Regions from separate parts of the Homo sapiens genome. Here region 2 is linked to region 1. A link is a contact called in ENCODE POLR2A ChIA-PET data. All regions are on one chromosome and are shown on one strand. Each heading gives the region's core, a stretch centred on a gene start or an enhancer-like site at or near the end of the contact. The rest is flanking DNA. Distances are from core to core; before and after follow the strand shown. Region 1 overlaps PRDM2 (PR/SET domain 2). Region 2 has its middle 130 kb from the start of PRDM2.

What was found. ChIA-PET counts read pairs that join two places held with the same protein, here RNA polymerase II (POLR2A).
Region 2: POLR2A ChIA-PET joins it to region 1 with 11 read pairs in activated naive CD4-positive, alpha-beta T cell. The contact joins two enhancer-like sites. POLR2A ChIA-PET finds 5 or more read pairs at or near these places in 4 of 52 experiments (MCF 10A, OCI-LY7, WTC11 and 1 more).

Annotation. Positions count from the first base shown.
Region 1 is chr1:13,756,268-13,763,571 of GRCh38, forward strand. All of the region lies in intron 6 of PRDM2 (PR/SET domain 2), which reads left to right. Among named protein-coding and RNA genes, the nearest start is that of PRDM2, 60 kb to the left of the region's middle. Within about 2 kb of position 3,009, at least 8 of the 41 ENCODE cell types and tissues checked have a DNase peak (open chromatin) inside an H3K27ac peak, as active enhancers do.
Region 2 is chr1:13,829,979-13,837,282 of GRCh38, forward strand. No RefSeq gene overlaps it. Among named protein-coding and RNA genes, the nearest start is that of PRDM2, 130 kb to the left of the region's middle. Within about 2 kb of position 2,738, at least 2 of the 41 ENCODE cell types and tissues checked have a DNase peak (open chromatin) inside an H3K27ac peak, as active enhancers do.

The DNA.
Region 1 (7,304 bases), core at 1,759-4,258:
AAAAAAAAAAAAGAATTGAGGGCTTGGATAAATATCCCAAGAACACCATTGTGGAGGTTAAAAATAGACTTTTCTTTTAGTTAAATGTTGTATGGTGAACTGAAGCTGAAGTTTCAGGTAGACTGGCATGGTACTTTGTTGGCATTCAGATGGCTTGTTTATATTTCACATGCTGCCAAGTACAGGCCTGAAGTTTTATTTTGACCATCCATCTGGCTCAGAGTGTTTTATTAATATTCCTAATTTGGTTGAAATAGTTTAGAGGAGCTGAATGACATGGAGAAACAAAAGTTACTTGAAAATGCTATTCTCTAAGTGAAAAAGAGAAATACTGCAAGTAGCTGTTTTTCTTTTTGCCACCCAGATTAAACCAGTTTTCATACATTACAAGAGTTCTTGGATGAATTCATTTATTACAATGTATTTTGATGTGGACATATGTCATGACTTGACACTTATTTGCACATCATGTCATTATGCCATGAATTGCTCACTTCTGTTGATGGTGACAATGACAGCAGTTACACTCGTTTCTAGCATTATGTTGGTTGCTCTGTGTATACCATAGCTAATCCTCCCAATAATCCTGCGAAGTTGAGATCCATATCCTCATTTGTAGAAGAGGAAACTGATGCTCCGAGGGGTTATGTGCTTTGGCCGAGTTCACACAGGTCCTAAATAAAAGGCTCTGTCTGTCTAAATCCAGTTTTTATGCATGATGTTTCTAAGTAGGACAGTTATACTGTATAAATTGCAGTGTTTTATTTGCTTTACTAACTAGCCAAGGTGAATTTTCACTGCTCACTGTAAGAAGTGCCCACTTTAATTCTAAATACCAAGACTATGATTAAGTGAAGTGTTTGGTGTAGGAGAGACCAGTCATGGTGACACCTTCAGCTGTTTTTGCTTTGGAGATTTATGGATTGCATAGGTATATTGTATTCCTTCAAACACCCCAAATAGTTTTTAAAAACACAGATTGCATTTTTACTGCTTTCTAGCTATTGTCTTTCAAGTGTTTTTTAAATGACATATTTGTTGGTTTAAGTTTCTAATGAATATTTTCTTTCTCTTAGGTTTTATATTATTTTGGCATTAGTTTTGAAACCAAAAGAGCACAGTAAGACATTGCTTTTGCCTAACTCCCTCTGCAGTGCAGAGGATCGAGTTTAGGATTATAGAGCTCTTTCATTTTGTCTTATTGATGAGAAGCTTTAGCTGTCAGCTCTGCAGCACTGGTCTTGTGTTGAGACTGGGTTAACAGTCTGGTTGTTCCACCAATAAAAATACACATTTTAAAGTTTTCTTAAGCTGAATGTTATATAGACAATGAACATGCTTTTTAATTAATGTGTAGTCTAAAGATTAATTACAGAAACTGTAAGTGCAATTCTGATTTGTTTGTGGATATAATTGAGTTACATCATGCTTGTTAGTCTTTTCAGCTTTAGGTGGTGACATTTTGTTTTTTATTTGTTTTGCCAAAATGTTTATTTGCAGAGGTGGATAGCTTTTTTTTTTTTTTTTTTTTTTAACTTTCATTTAAGAGGAATGCACATGAACTATTTGAAGCAGTACCTTCCTAAGAGGTTTTGTTTGCTGATAAAGCTTTCCTATTCTAGCTGCTTGACTCATACCAGAGGAGAAGCATTAAAGAAGACCAGAAGGTGAAAAGAGTCACCCTAACCTATCCATGTGTGCTCTTGAATTTTCCTAAGGAGGGGCACGCGTTGATTTCCTCATTGTCTTTATCCCACAATAGATTCTTAGAATATGTATGTCTATATAAAATTTTTAAAACTGCTTGAGTTTGTAGCCAAATGTAATGTGGCTTTTTCTACTTGGAACTTTTACTGAGAGTACTTTATTTGATTGTTAAGACTTAGTAAGTCGTAGCCAGGCGCGGTGGCTCACACCTGTAATCCCAGCACTTTGAGAGGCAGAGGTGGGTGGATCGCCTGAGGTCAGGAGTTTGAGAACAGCCTGGACAACATGGTAAAACCCCGTCTCTACTAAAAATACAAAAATTAGCTGGGCGTGGTGGTGGCTGGAGCCTGTAATACTAGCTACTCGGGAGGCTGAGGCACAAGAATCGCTTGAACTTGGGAGGCGGAGGTTGCAGTGAGCCGAGATCGCACCACTGCACTCCAGCCTGGGCAGCAGAGTGAGACTTTGTCTCAAAAAAAAAAAAAAAAAAAGTAAGTAGTTAACACCCGCCCCAACCACCCAAACATACTGTAGGCAAGGCAGAACTACAGTTTGTAATCTATGCTTTCAATTTTCAAAGGTCTTTAGCATTTTTCTTTCTGTTCTAACCTGTTCTCTGAAAAATAGGAGAAGGTAACTTTGTTTAAAAGGTTAAAACTTGGTGCGTATATTAAGAAAATATCCTAAGGGATTCTGGGTAAGAGACTAGAAAATTCTCAGTGTTCTGGAGCATTTATTGTAGCTGCTTGCTATTCCTGCTTCTGTGGCCATGATCCTGAAATTTAAAAATATTTTGATGAAAGTTTTAATAATCTAGTCAACGTGTAGTTATTTTAGATGCTTATATATTAAAAGTACATACCATTTTTTATTTTTAATAGACTATTTGAATAGTTTCAGAGGCAAGAGATTTATTCTAATGAATAAGATAATGATACTGTGTGTGTGGTATATAAAAATAACAGTTTATAAGATAAGAATATAACATCTAAAATACTGCTAATTTGATACTTTTCATGACTTTCAATTTTATATGTTCTTGTTAGTTTAATCAGTGTCTGAATGATGAAAAACTAATTTCACTCTTAGTGAATTAGCTGTCTGTTACCAGTTATGGAGAGTAGCAAAGGATTGGCCGGTTAAAAAGAAAACTAATTCAGCATTGCTTAGGCTAAAATTCCCCTACCCTTTTTTTTTTTTTTTTTAAATGAAAACTACAGCGATAAACAATCTTTTTTCTTGTATTTATAAACCTACCTCTTGGGGCAGTCTTTTGTAGATTTCCTGAAACACCACATGCCAGAAAAATGAAGGCAAACTGGTTTGTTCACCCATGTTTAGAACCCCAAGACGGAATTATGTGCAATGTTTGAAGTTGCAATGCCGTTTAGAATGGGCAACAATGCAGTTTCTGAGCCTTTTGTTATTCTTTTTACCATTTGGCCTCTCAGGTTCAGTTTTCATTCTGTTGCCAGTTTGAGATGTAGGATATGCCTTTCTGGTTCTGTTGGCTACATTTTTGTCTTTCATGTTTGGGATTATCAGAGCCTGCTTCTCTGGAATAAAGAGATTACTGGCCATAAGCAGAATGTCTAAGGGCCTGTGAGAAATGAGAGTTCCTACTGTCCACCTCTTGTCTTGGTGCTTTTGCCATGACGATGTTAATGTTGGTCATAGCTGGGTCCCAAGTCTTCTAATCTTCTGTAGCAGGTTTACGCTGTGGGCAGCACCATGATGATAATAGTTGTAGTTTTGATCTTTTATATGTGGAACAATCTCCTTGACTGTTTACACACGATGGACTGTAATTTTTGTAGGATTAGCACTAATGTTGAAATTATAATTTCCCTTTGATATCCAAGAAAATAAGGAAAAAGTATCAATAATAATAATAAATATCATATGTTGTCAGTGGTCTCAATCTTGGATTTTTGGACCAGGGGTTTAAGATTCCAAATCTACTTGATTTTAGGAATTTTGTTAATTGCTAAAGGTGTGATCCACAGTGTCCTTCCCTTGTTAGGTGGGTCATGGGCTTGTTTGATAAGATCAAATTTGAGTGGTAAGCTTAATACCTATTTTTAGTTATTATAAATCCAGGAATTCAGGATAGAAGATAATGTAAATTACTGTTTGTATGCCAAGATAAAATTTGGGGTTGTAGTAGAGTGCAGAAAATATTAAATCAAGAAAAAGTGATACTTACTCAATTTCTGTCTGACCCTTTTAAGTTTTAAAGACAGGATCCTATAAATCTCATGGGTGATTGTCAGAAAGTACATGGAATTGGTGAACTTTGTTTTCATAGCAAATGATTCTTGTGCTTCCCCCTACCTTCAGTTTCTATGCTAAGCACATTAAAAAAAAAACCTGCCTAAAAATTTTTTTTAGTGGGTGGGAATATACTGCTTGGGCTTCAGTGTTGCTTTTGCATTAGATGCAGATTGATCAGTACTTTGAAAATGGATAGCTTGTTTAAAATGAGCCTGGAGTGTGCGTGTATGTTGGCTGGAGGGGAGAGGGGGAAAGTTGCTGACCCAGCTATACCTTGAGTGTTAGGAGATGTGCAGCATGCAGAATTTATTGTGATACACCAGAACATAGCTTTGGAATTAAGAGACCAGATTCACATACCAGCTGCACCAGTTAATTGCATTGTGACTTCGGATGGGTTACTCTCCATGTTTTGGTCCTTAATTTTTCTGTCTATAAAATGGGAATATGAGCTACCTACCCTACAAGGTTGCTGTGAGCATTAAGTGAGAACATTATAGGAACATTCCTGGCACACCAACCTTTGGTTCATCCCATTGTAATGGTGGGCACCAGCAAAATACATTCTGTGGTAACTGCCGTTCTCTGGCCGGTTGGCACACTTCTAAAAAAAAAAAAAAATGAGCAGTTTCACCATCTTGTGTAACAAGTTCTCTTAAAATCCATATATTTTCCTTTTGCATCGTGGAGTGAATTAAGTGGGTTTCAAATTAGTTAAGAGTAAAGGGCCTGTTTGGATCTGCACCTAAATAGCTACATCGTGGCACTAAGGAATTCTTCATGTGCAAGAAACCTGCTTCTCTCTTAAAAGCTGTCTTGTTTCACTGTTAACCAAACGAGGACACCTGTGGTGACATAGGTTGGTGCATTAGGTAACTCTTGGAATTTGATTTGTTCCATTTGCCTGGGCAGAAGCAAACACGTCTCACTGTTTGCTCGTCTTACCTTTATGTGGTCCAAAGCACTCATGACAGTTATAAGAGGATTTTATGTGAATGAATTTTTCTTAACATTTTCTTAGGTATTAAATTATCAGACAGCCCTGAAAGTAATTGTGTGGGAGCAGTTTCAGGGCTGTATATGACAAATTTTTTTTTACAGTCTTTCTGGGTGTGAAATCAGGAAAAAAACAAATGGACGAAAGGACAGTTTTCTTAGAAGGTGCTAATTAATTTGACGATACCAGTTTTCCGGGAAGAAATGTCCCGATGATCTGTGCAGCATCTTGACTGGGCTTTCTGAGGAGTTGGAGTTCTTTTTCAGCAGTCGCACAGGTACATTCCTTCTGTTGATACACAATGCTTGTACAAACTCACAGCTTAACTTTGTAATAACACAGGAGTCCCTGACCCCCAGTGTTGTCTACCAAATGTTGTGTTTACGTCCGTTTGTGACTGGGGAGAAGGGCCTTAGGTGTTACTTGATACTCAGAAGTCTCCTCTCCGAAAGATTAAGAACCACCACAGTGAACCAGTATGTTCAGTTTTCAAACTCAAGCAGAGACAGTTAGGAGCAATAAAATCAGTAGGTTACAGACTTTAAAAATGAAATACACTCACAGCTTACACTGTTAGAGCATTAGTATATACTGATGTGGACATGAGTGAGTGAGTGACAGAATTCTCTCTAACTTCTGTCTTCATTGGACTTGTACATTTTTATAATAATATCTGGGTGGGATCCTGTGAATCAGCGGAGAACAAATGAACAAAACAAATGGATGAATTAGGAATTGTTAGTGGAAGCAGAACGCCATTGTCTTCATATGAAGGAACATATGCCGACAATTTAGATTTGTAGGCGTGCACTTTCTGTAATTTGTTTAGTAGCATCTGTGGATACTCCTTACAATCGATTCCATTTATTGAGTCTGTGCCAGGCACTGTGTGGCATTCGTTTTGTGCATTACCTCATTTACTTCTCTTTGACAACAGTATCCGATCAGTATTACCAGTATATATCAGAGCTGGTTCCCATCTGCCTCGAATGGGATTATTTCTTGTTAATCAAATCATGGCCCAAGGGCTGCGCAGCAGTGTTTCATGCTATTTCACTTTTATGGGTATCTGTTTTTGTGGACCAAACTTACCTTGAGGACCTACTATTGTGAGTGCCACCACCACACTGGGGAAGGGGACAAGAGCCTAGCCCACTGTCTCGCCTCAGTTAGCGTCAGCTCTTTGCAGGGAGCACGAGTAACCTTGGAGACACAGGAACCTGCTGGGAGCAGGTGAAATGAGTGCATAGGTTGAGAGACCCTTTCCACCAGCCATTGGACGCTGGCCTAGGAAGGACTCCTGTTTCAAGCCCTAGTCCTCTGTGAGCCTTCCTCCCAGGCTCAGTTTGTTCCCTGTGGTCATTACTTTACCCCTATATTGGCAAAAAATAGAAAAGCCTCAGCTCAAGGACAATGTGGGATAATCCTTGGAGACCAGCACCAAGGAAGATTGTGTGCTTCTGAAAGGCTCCATTCTCAGTGCCAGAGCCTGTTAGCAAGGCCAGGTCCACAGCGCGCGCTCCTCAGGCTTCCCGGCTTTACCTGGCTCCCTTGGTGGATGGAACTTTACATCCTCCCCTGCGATTATGTGGATGATGTGTCGGTCCGTGAGTGCTCATAGAGGCACAGCTGCAGGCAGGAGGTGGCTGGGGCACAGTTGAGATCCTCCACAGCAGTGGGATCTGTTTGATCAGCAGCAGTGGAGCTGAGTCTGAAAACCTGTGCTGGAATAAAAGTGCCTCATTTCATGGTGGGCCGAGTGATTAGGTAGCTTAGTATCTCTGTAAATGCTCTTGTTTTTATAAACCTCTGCTAAAATGTGGCATATTCAAATGCCGTTGCTTAGTCTTTGCATTTTTAAGAGAAGCAAAATAAAGGCTGAGGTAAAGAATGATGATCACAGCCAACTGCCAAGACATCGACCCTTAGGTTAATACTGGCAGGCATTCAACATGATTGTTTAAATTAGATATTTGATTTAAATAATGATGGGTATAAGAACCAAGTGCGGTGAACAGGAAAAAGAATATGGGGTATGTGGCTGTTTGGAAAGAGGAAACAGATGATTTTTTTGTTTGAAGTGATGATGTGTAGCATGGAATTGAAAGATGTCTACCAAAAGGTTAACAGGGTAATTTGAATGCTAAGCATTTTTGGCTATTTAATGGTATCTCTTGTATTTTTAATCCCTTTAAAGTCTTTATAACTGTGTGTCCATTGTGGGTTTGATGTTACTGGGGATTGTGGTTTTTTTCCTGAACGGTTTTCCTGAGTTTTATGGGTAGGCAGTAGACAAGAGAGAAACACTTGAGCAGTACTTTTTGCC
Region 2 (7,304 bases), core at 1,488-3,987, 73 kb after region 1:
TACATAAGCTCTCTTCTGCCACAGGGCCTTTACACAAACTAATTCCTCTGCCTGCAATGACTTTCTCTGCTTAGTCACGTGGATCTCTTCTCAGCATCCTTCCCTGAACACTTAGTCCAAAGTAGCTCATCATCTCTCATTTGGGCCTGTTGGTTTATTCTTCCCACTTATCATTACCTGAGAATTTCTAGTCTCCCGGCTTCTCCTGAATGTCATTCCTATGAGAGCAGAGGGACCACATCTGTCTTGTTCAATGCTGTATCCGGTGCCAATGACAGCACCCAGCACCTGTCAGTGGGGACCTACCTGTTAGTAGGTCCTCGGGATTCATTATGGGGCACATTGGGAGTCTTCCGTCAGAGAAATCGACCTCGGAGGAGACCTTGCTGACTCAGGGATCCAGTGCAGTTACGTGAAAATAGCTGATTTGCAGCTTCCAGGCTGGGCAGAGCACTTTGCTCAATTCTCAACCATGGCCTGCTTCTCTGTGTGGGTCTCTCTTGTCCACCTTCAGGACCAGGGGGAAAAATGAGGAAAATTTTGTTTTAAACATCACAGGTAGGGTAAGGGATGCCCATTTCCATTTGAATTTCAGATAACAAACAGATTTTAAAGTACAAATATGTCCCCAATATTGTATGGGACATATGTATGCTTAAAAAAAAAAAGTTGTTTATTTGAAATTCAAATGGAACTGAGAATTCCGTTCTGTTATTTGCTAAATCTGGCAACCCTATTCAGAGGGCCAGGCCTCTCTAAGATGCCCTTCTCTTCTTGGTCATCTTGAGGGGTTCCAGCTGGTCACTCTGAAAGCTCTCAGCCAGCCCTGGCCCTCTGCCCGGCAGTCAGGAAGCGGCTTCCTCTGCTCTTAACAGCAGCTCATGCCTTGGATGCGGAGGTCGCCAAATGTCAAGTGGGGTCCTGAGGACTCTAAAGAGTGTTCAAGTGGCTCTCGACTCCTGCCTACATCTTGGGATTGTGGCTCTGATCTTTAATTGATTCATAAAATAAAAAAAATGTTTAAATAAGCAAACTCCCTTTCTTGCCATCAGATGTGAAAGATTGCATGACAGAAAGGCAAACAAGTGACTGATTTTGGCATCAACTGGTAGGATTTTCAAACTAACATCATTCTTGGGCATCTGCAGCTGTAGGTCCCCTGCCCCTTCCCAGGGCCATGCTGGGTGAGCACTTCCAAACCAGATGTTGTGGAAATTTGGGCACTAGTGTGGTCCATATATGTCTGTCTTACCCAAGTGCTATTAGGTTCTACCAGCAGAAGGCTGAGGCTGAGAGTGGAGGGAAGGCAGGGGCCTGGCACACACCAATGCCCACCTTGAAGCCCAAGACAAGGAGGCCTCCACTATGAGCCATCTCTCCCTCTGTGACCTCTTAGGCCTGGGGTGTGCCCTAAGGAGCTCATAGCATGTGTGTCCTACCTCAGCACTGAGGCATGGGGAAATTCTTGCGTGTGATTGCTTAAACACAAAACTTTCTATTTTCTAGTTAGAAGATGTACATGGTTATTAACCCCATAAAAATAGAGAAAATCCAAAGAAATCCTGCCACTGATGGCCTTTTTTTTTTTTTTTTTTGAGATGGAGTTTCCCTCTTGTTGCCCAGGCTGGAGTGCAATGGTGCAATCTCGGCTCACTGCAGCCTCCTCCTCCCAGGTTCAAGCAATTCTCCTGCCTCAGCCTCCCAAGTAGCTGGGATTACAGGCATGTGCTACCACGACCAGCTAATTTTGTATTTTTAGTAGAGACGAGGTGTCACCATGTTGGCCAGGCTGGTCTCGAACTCCTGACCTCAGGTGATCCACCCACCTTGGCCTCCCAAAGTGCTGGGATTACAGGTGTGAGCCACCACGCCCAGTCTGATGGGTCCTTTAGTGCCTGATCCCTTAGGTTTTTATGATATAAATATTAGCAACTGGCTGTGACATCAACCTGCTGTGTGACCTCAAGAAGTTGTTGAACCTCCTCGTGCCTCAGTTTTCTCATCTATAAAGTGGGCATGATCATAGTTCCTTCCTCACAGGGTTATCAAGAAAATTGTTCGTTACATCAAAACACTTAGTGCCTGGCTTTGGATGTGAACTGTAAGCGTTAGGTATGATGTTAATCACGCTGGACTTTTAAACTTCAAGATGATTATTACTTCTACATTACCTTTAATGATGATGTTTGTAGGGGTACATAATATAGGCAGAATTTAGGTTACTTCTGTTTTCACACAGACACTGACAGTTTGGTACATATTTGCTCACACTATGATTATTTGCTGAGGGAGTGGCATGACCGTGTCGAGAGGCAGTGATAGATCAGTCTTATTGGATACACACCATGTGCCTTGCACTGGAAGTGTTTGCCTTAGGGAACCCTCTTGGAGGTGGGCTCCATTGGTGCTCCTATATTTGTGGAGGAGGAAACAGGCTTAAAGGGGTTGACCTCCCCTGAGGTCACAAATGGTGGAGCGAGCCACTGGTCTGGTTCTTGAAGGTGGAAGATGCCCCATGCTCAAATCCCAGTGGAGCATCCGCCAATGGCTGCAGCTGTCTGTGATCCAAGGCTCTTCCCTGGCCACCTAAGGCTCTGTGGTTTGCTTGATAACACTCCAGTTTCATCTCCTCTAAATTAGGGGACACTGCAAGGCTCCTGCTGGGAGAGGAGGGTAGGAGAAACTTGGAGAGTGTCCAAGAGCAAGGCCCTCCTGGCACAGGTAGGGATCCAGGTGCAAACCAGCTACCCTGAGGCCTGCTTGGCTGGGTTCCACTGTCTTGCGGAAATTACATTTTTACCAACGTGCCCTTTGTCTTCTGGGTACAGCCACGTGGAAGAGAGGCATGGGAAGGATTTGTATGCAGAGAGCAAGCATGGGCAATCTTTTCCCTTCTGGGTTGTTTGTTTGTGTTGTATTTAGATCTTTAACGGTGCACACCTAATATGAAACCAAAAAGCCTGATTTCTATGACAAGGTGCTGCCCACTGTGTCATCCTGAAGCCATGGACTTGAGGGAGAGGCTGTTGTCCAAGCAGAACAGAGGTAGAGATGATGCTGGGTGACTCAACTGGGGGCTGTGCCCACCATTCCCCATTCATTGTGCTGGGAAAGGGCCAATCATTTCTTAACATGGGCCTCCCGAGCCAGGCATTCTAGGTGGGCTTATCTGGCACCAGCTCCATGTACATCTGTTCTGCAGAGACCCTGCTGCTCCTGAAGGTCAAACCTAAATCTTGTGGCACAGCATCCCTGTGAAGGCACCTGCAGGGAGCAGGATCCTCAGGCAGGAGGAATGTGAAGAAGGGAGGGAGTGGCAGAAGGTGCCATCAGTGCTGCTGAAAAGCTGTACCTTGGATGGCCAGGGTCAGCTTTGTTTGCTTATTGTAGCTTCCCCTACACTGCCCTTTCCAAAATCATACACCTACTCACTGCTTCTGGTGGGATCTTTTCCGTGCGTGTGCAAGTTGGGAACAGGTATGTGCTCCACGCTGCACCTGCTGAGCCAGTCAGTGGTTGGGAGGGGACTCTAGTTTGACCTTTCCTGTCAACTAGATGGGGCCTGAGCTGGGTACAGCTCCTCGGGGCCTCCATCCCCTCTTCTTGACATGAGGCCTGTTCTCTGGTATGTCTCTGTCTCTTATGATCACCTTCCCTCCCTGGGTCCCCAGTGGATGCTGTCGGTCCATGCAGGAGCAGCCCCAGTGCGCAGCCCTTTTCCTTAAAAGCAGGAAGATCTTTTTAACCTGGAGAATGTGAGGTTGTGTGAACAGGAAGAGAGGGGGTGGGAAGGGCAATATGAGGGTGTCATTGTCCCCAAATGCTTACCATGTTTTCCCTCAATACAGGACCCAATGTGTGGCCTCGGGACAGAGCTATGACCTGTGGCATAGAAGATACAAGGGAACAGATTAGCCTAAGTGAAGGCTTGATTACTTTTTACTTTTTTTTTTTTTTTTTTTGAGACAGATTCTTGCTCTGTTGCCCAGGCTGGAGTGCAATGGCACGATCTCTGCTCACTGCAACCTCCACCTCCCAGGCTCAAGCGATTCTCTTGTCTCAACCTCCCCAGTAGCTGGGATGACAGGTACCCACCACCATGCCCGGCTAATTTTTGTATCTTTTTTTGTAGAGATGGGGTTTCACCATGTTGGCCAGGCTGGTGTCAAACTCCTGACCTCAGGTGATCCGCCCGCCTCGGCCTCCCAAAGTGCTAGGATTATAGGCGTGAGCCACCTCACCCAGCTTTTGATTGCTTCTCAATTTAAGAACATTTCAGGAATAGAGTCTTTATGATGGCCCCATTGAGCTTTTCCATCCTTTCCGTGTCACACTGAGGTCAGCACTATTGTACGGCCCACCTGTGACGTGGGAGGACAAAGGTTCAGAGCCAGTCCCTTGCTGGCTGCAGGATGCTGGGTGGAAGTGGGGGCTGAATGCAGGGTCCTTGGGTCTGTCTGCAGCAGTGAGGAGGGCTCAAACAGCAGCTTTGCATTTCTTTTCAGCCTTTCATGTTTTGCCAATTTTTCCTAAATTGGGCTCATTTAGCATAACGTTTTGTGAACCTCAAAAGTCTGTAACAGGTCTCAGTCAATTTAGGAAGTTTATTTCGCCAAAGTTAAGGACGTGTACCCATGACACAATCTCAGGAGGTCCTGACGACACATGCCCAAGGTAGTCCGGGCACAGCTTGGTTTTGTACATTTTAGGGAGACATGAGACATCAATCAATATATGTAAGATGAAATTGGTTTTGTCCAGAAAGGTGAGACAACTCGAAGCAAAAGCAGGACAACTTGAAGTGGGGAGCGGGCTTCCAGGTCATAGGTAGATAAGAGACAAATGGTTGTATTCTTTTAAGTTTCTGAATAGCGGTTCCAAAAGAGGCAATCAGATACGCATTTATCTCAGCTAGCAGAGAGATGACTTTGAATAGAATGAGAGGCAGGTTTGCCCTAAGCAATTCCCAGCTTGACTTTTCCCTTTACATTGATGATTTGGGGGCCCCAAGATTTATTTTTCTTTTGCAGTTTGTTGCAAATGTTTTATATCTGGGATGCATTCAACCCTATGAAAAGTGAAAGGACCTCTTGTGTAAAGGTGTGCTTGCATTCTCCGTACAGACAAATGACAAGAGCTGGATGATTGCTTTGGGGGTTAGGACGGGGACGTGAGAGAGTCTCTTCTGAATCCAGGAGGACACTTGTGGACTGGGAAAACTGTTCTTCCCATGTTCACAGCAGGAGACTGTGTCCTGGACCATCCTCCCCAGACCTTGGTAGACCTGAAGAGTCCCCTGTAGATTTAAGAACCCTTGAAACTTGCCAGAGCAAGCTGGGTGACCCCCACTCTAGAAGAGCGCTCTCCTGGAATCTCATCTGTTTGGAAGGTGGTAGCACCACATAGGCTGCTGGACAAGAGACACACGCAGCCAGCCACCCTCTGACTCTGCCCATGTGGACCAAAGTGACTGATTTGTGCTTGCACCTGCTCGTCACCCCTGTTGGAAGCAGCTGTATCCCTTGCAGGTGAGGGTAGAGGTTCAGGGATATTTGACAGTGATGGCAGAGGTGTGTTCTCTGCTGATGGAGCTGCCGCCACACCATAATCCCCAGTCCTGCCCCTACTGAAAGAGTGCTTATGCTCAGTGCTGGTTCCAGGCTTCCTGTTTGTCCCCTGCTGCACTCTGTAATGTGCTGGGCATAGGTAGGCAGCGACCTGCAATGGATGGTCGGCGCAGCTGAATGAAACGATCTGTTCTATCGGTACAAGAAGATCATCTGATGTTTTAGTGGACAACTTGTGTACTGGGGTGTACTAGTCTGCTCTGATCACCATAGTGAAATACCTTGGAGTTCTGGAAGCCTAAAATGAAAGTGTCAGAAGGCATGGTCTCTCCTGAATCCTCTCTCTTTGGCTTGCAGATGGTTGCCTTCTCACTGTGTCCTGACATGGTTTTTCTTCTGTGTGAAGACACATCCTGGTGTCTCTCCCTCTTCTTGTGTGGGGAACCTGTCCTATTGGATTAAGACCCATCTATATAATCTCATTTAACCTTAATTACTTCTTTAGAGGCCCTATCTCCAAATATGATCATATTCTGAGGTGTATTTGGGAGTTGGGATTTCAACAGATAAATTTGGAGGAGTGGGGCACGATTTAGTCTGAAACCTATGCAGGGAATTTGTCTTAGTCATTGCTTACTTAACATCATCAAACGGTCCTCTCTACCCCCACTGCCAAGGGCACACTGCCATTCCTTGCTAGGTTCACTGGTTCTAAGTGAACCAATGGGCCCTGGAATTCAGGCGACTTATCTATAAACTGTCCTACTGCATAAGTATCAGTCAGGATGTGCTGATTACGCTGCTGTAACAAACAACAGAATCTTAGTTGCTGATGATAAACGCTTAGTTCTTGCTCATAATACATGTCAATTGTGGACTGACTAGGAATACTTTCTCCTACTTGCTAACTCCAGGATCTAGACAGACAAAGTAGCTGTTTTTTTTTTTTTTTAACGTATTGTAAAAACAAACACAGGTACAGAAAACCACACAAAACAAATGTCTAGTTTGGTAAATTATAGAAACTCTCTTATAACTACCTCCAGATCAGGAAGGGAATGTTACCAGCTACTCATTCCCAATCACAGCTCCCACTTTCCCTCCAGAAGTAATTGCTGTCCTAACTTTCATGGGGATCACTTCGTTGTATTTGTTTAATTAAATTTTTTTTATTTTAGGATAATTGTAGATTTGCATGTAGTTGTAGGAAGTGTCTTACATTTCTTTGCCCATATGCTAATTGGATTGTTCACATCTAATTTAAGAAATAATACAGAGATTCTGTGTACCTTTGTCCAGCTTCCCCCAGTGGTAGCCATAATCCAACATTACAACCAGGATATTGACAGTGATAAGTCAAGATACATGACATTCCCATCACCACAAGAATCCCTCATATTGCCCTTTATGGCCACACTAACTTCCCTCCCACCCCACCTTCCCCTGAACCCCTGACAACCACTAATCAATTCCTCATTTCTATAATTTTGTCATTTCAAGAATGTCATATAAGTGGAATCATACAGTATGTATCCTTTTGGGGTTTGGGTTTTTTTTTTTTTTTTTTTTTGAGACAGGGTCTTAGTCTGTCACCCAGGCTGGAGTGCAGTGGCAGGATCATGGCTCACTGCAGCCTCACCCTCCTGGGCTCAACTGATCCCCTTACCTCAGCCTCCTGAGTAGCTGGGGTTACAGGTGCCTGCCACCACACTTGGTTACTTAAAAAAAAATTTTTTT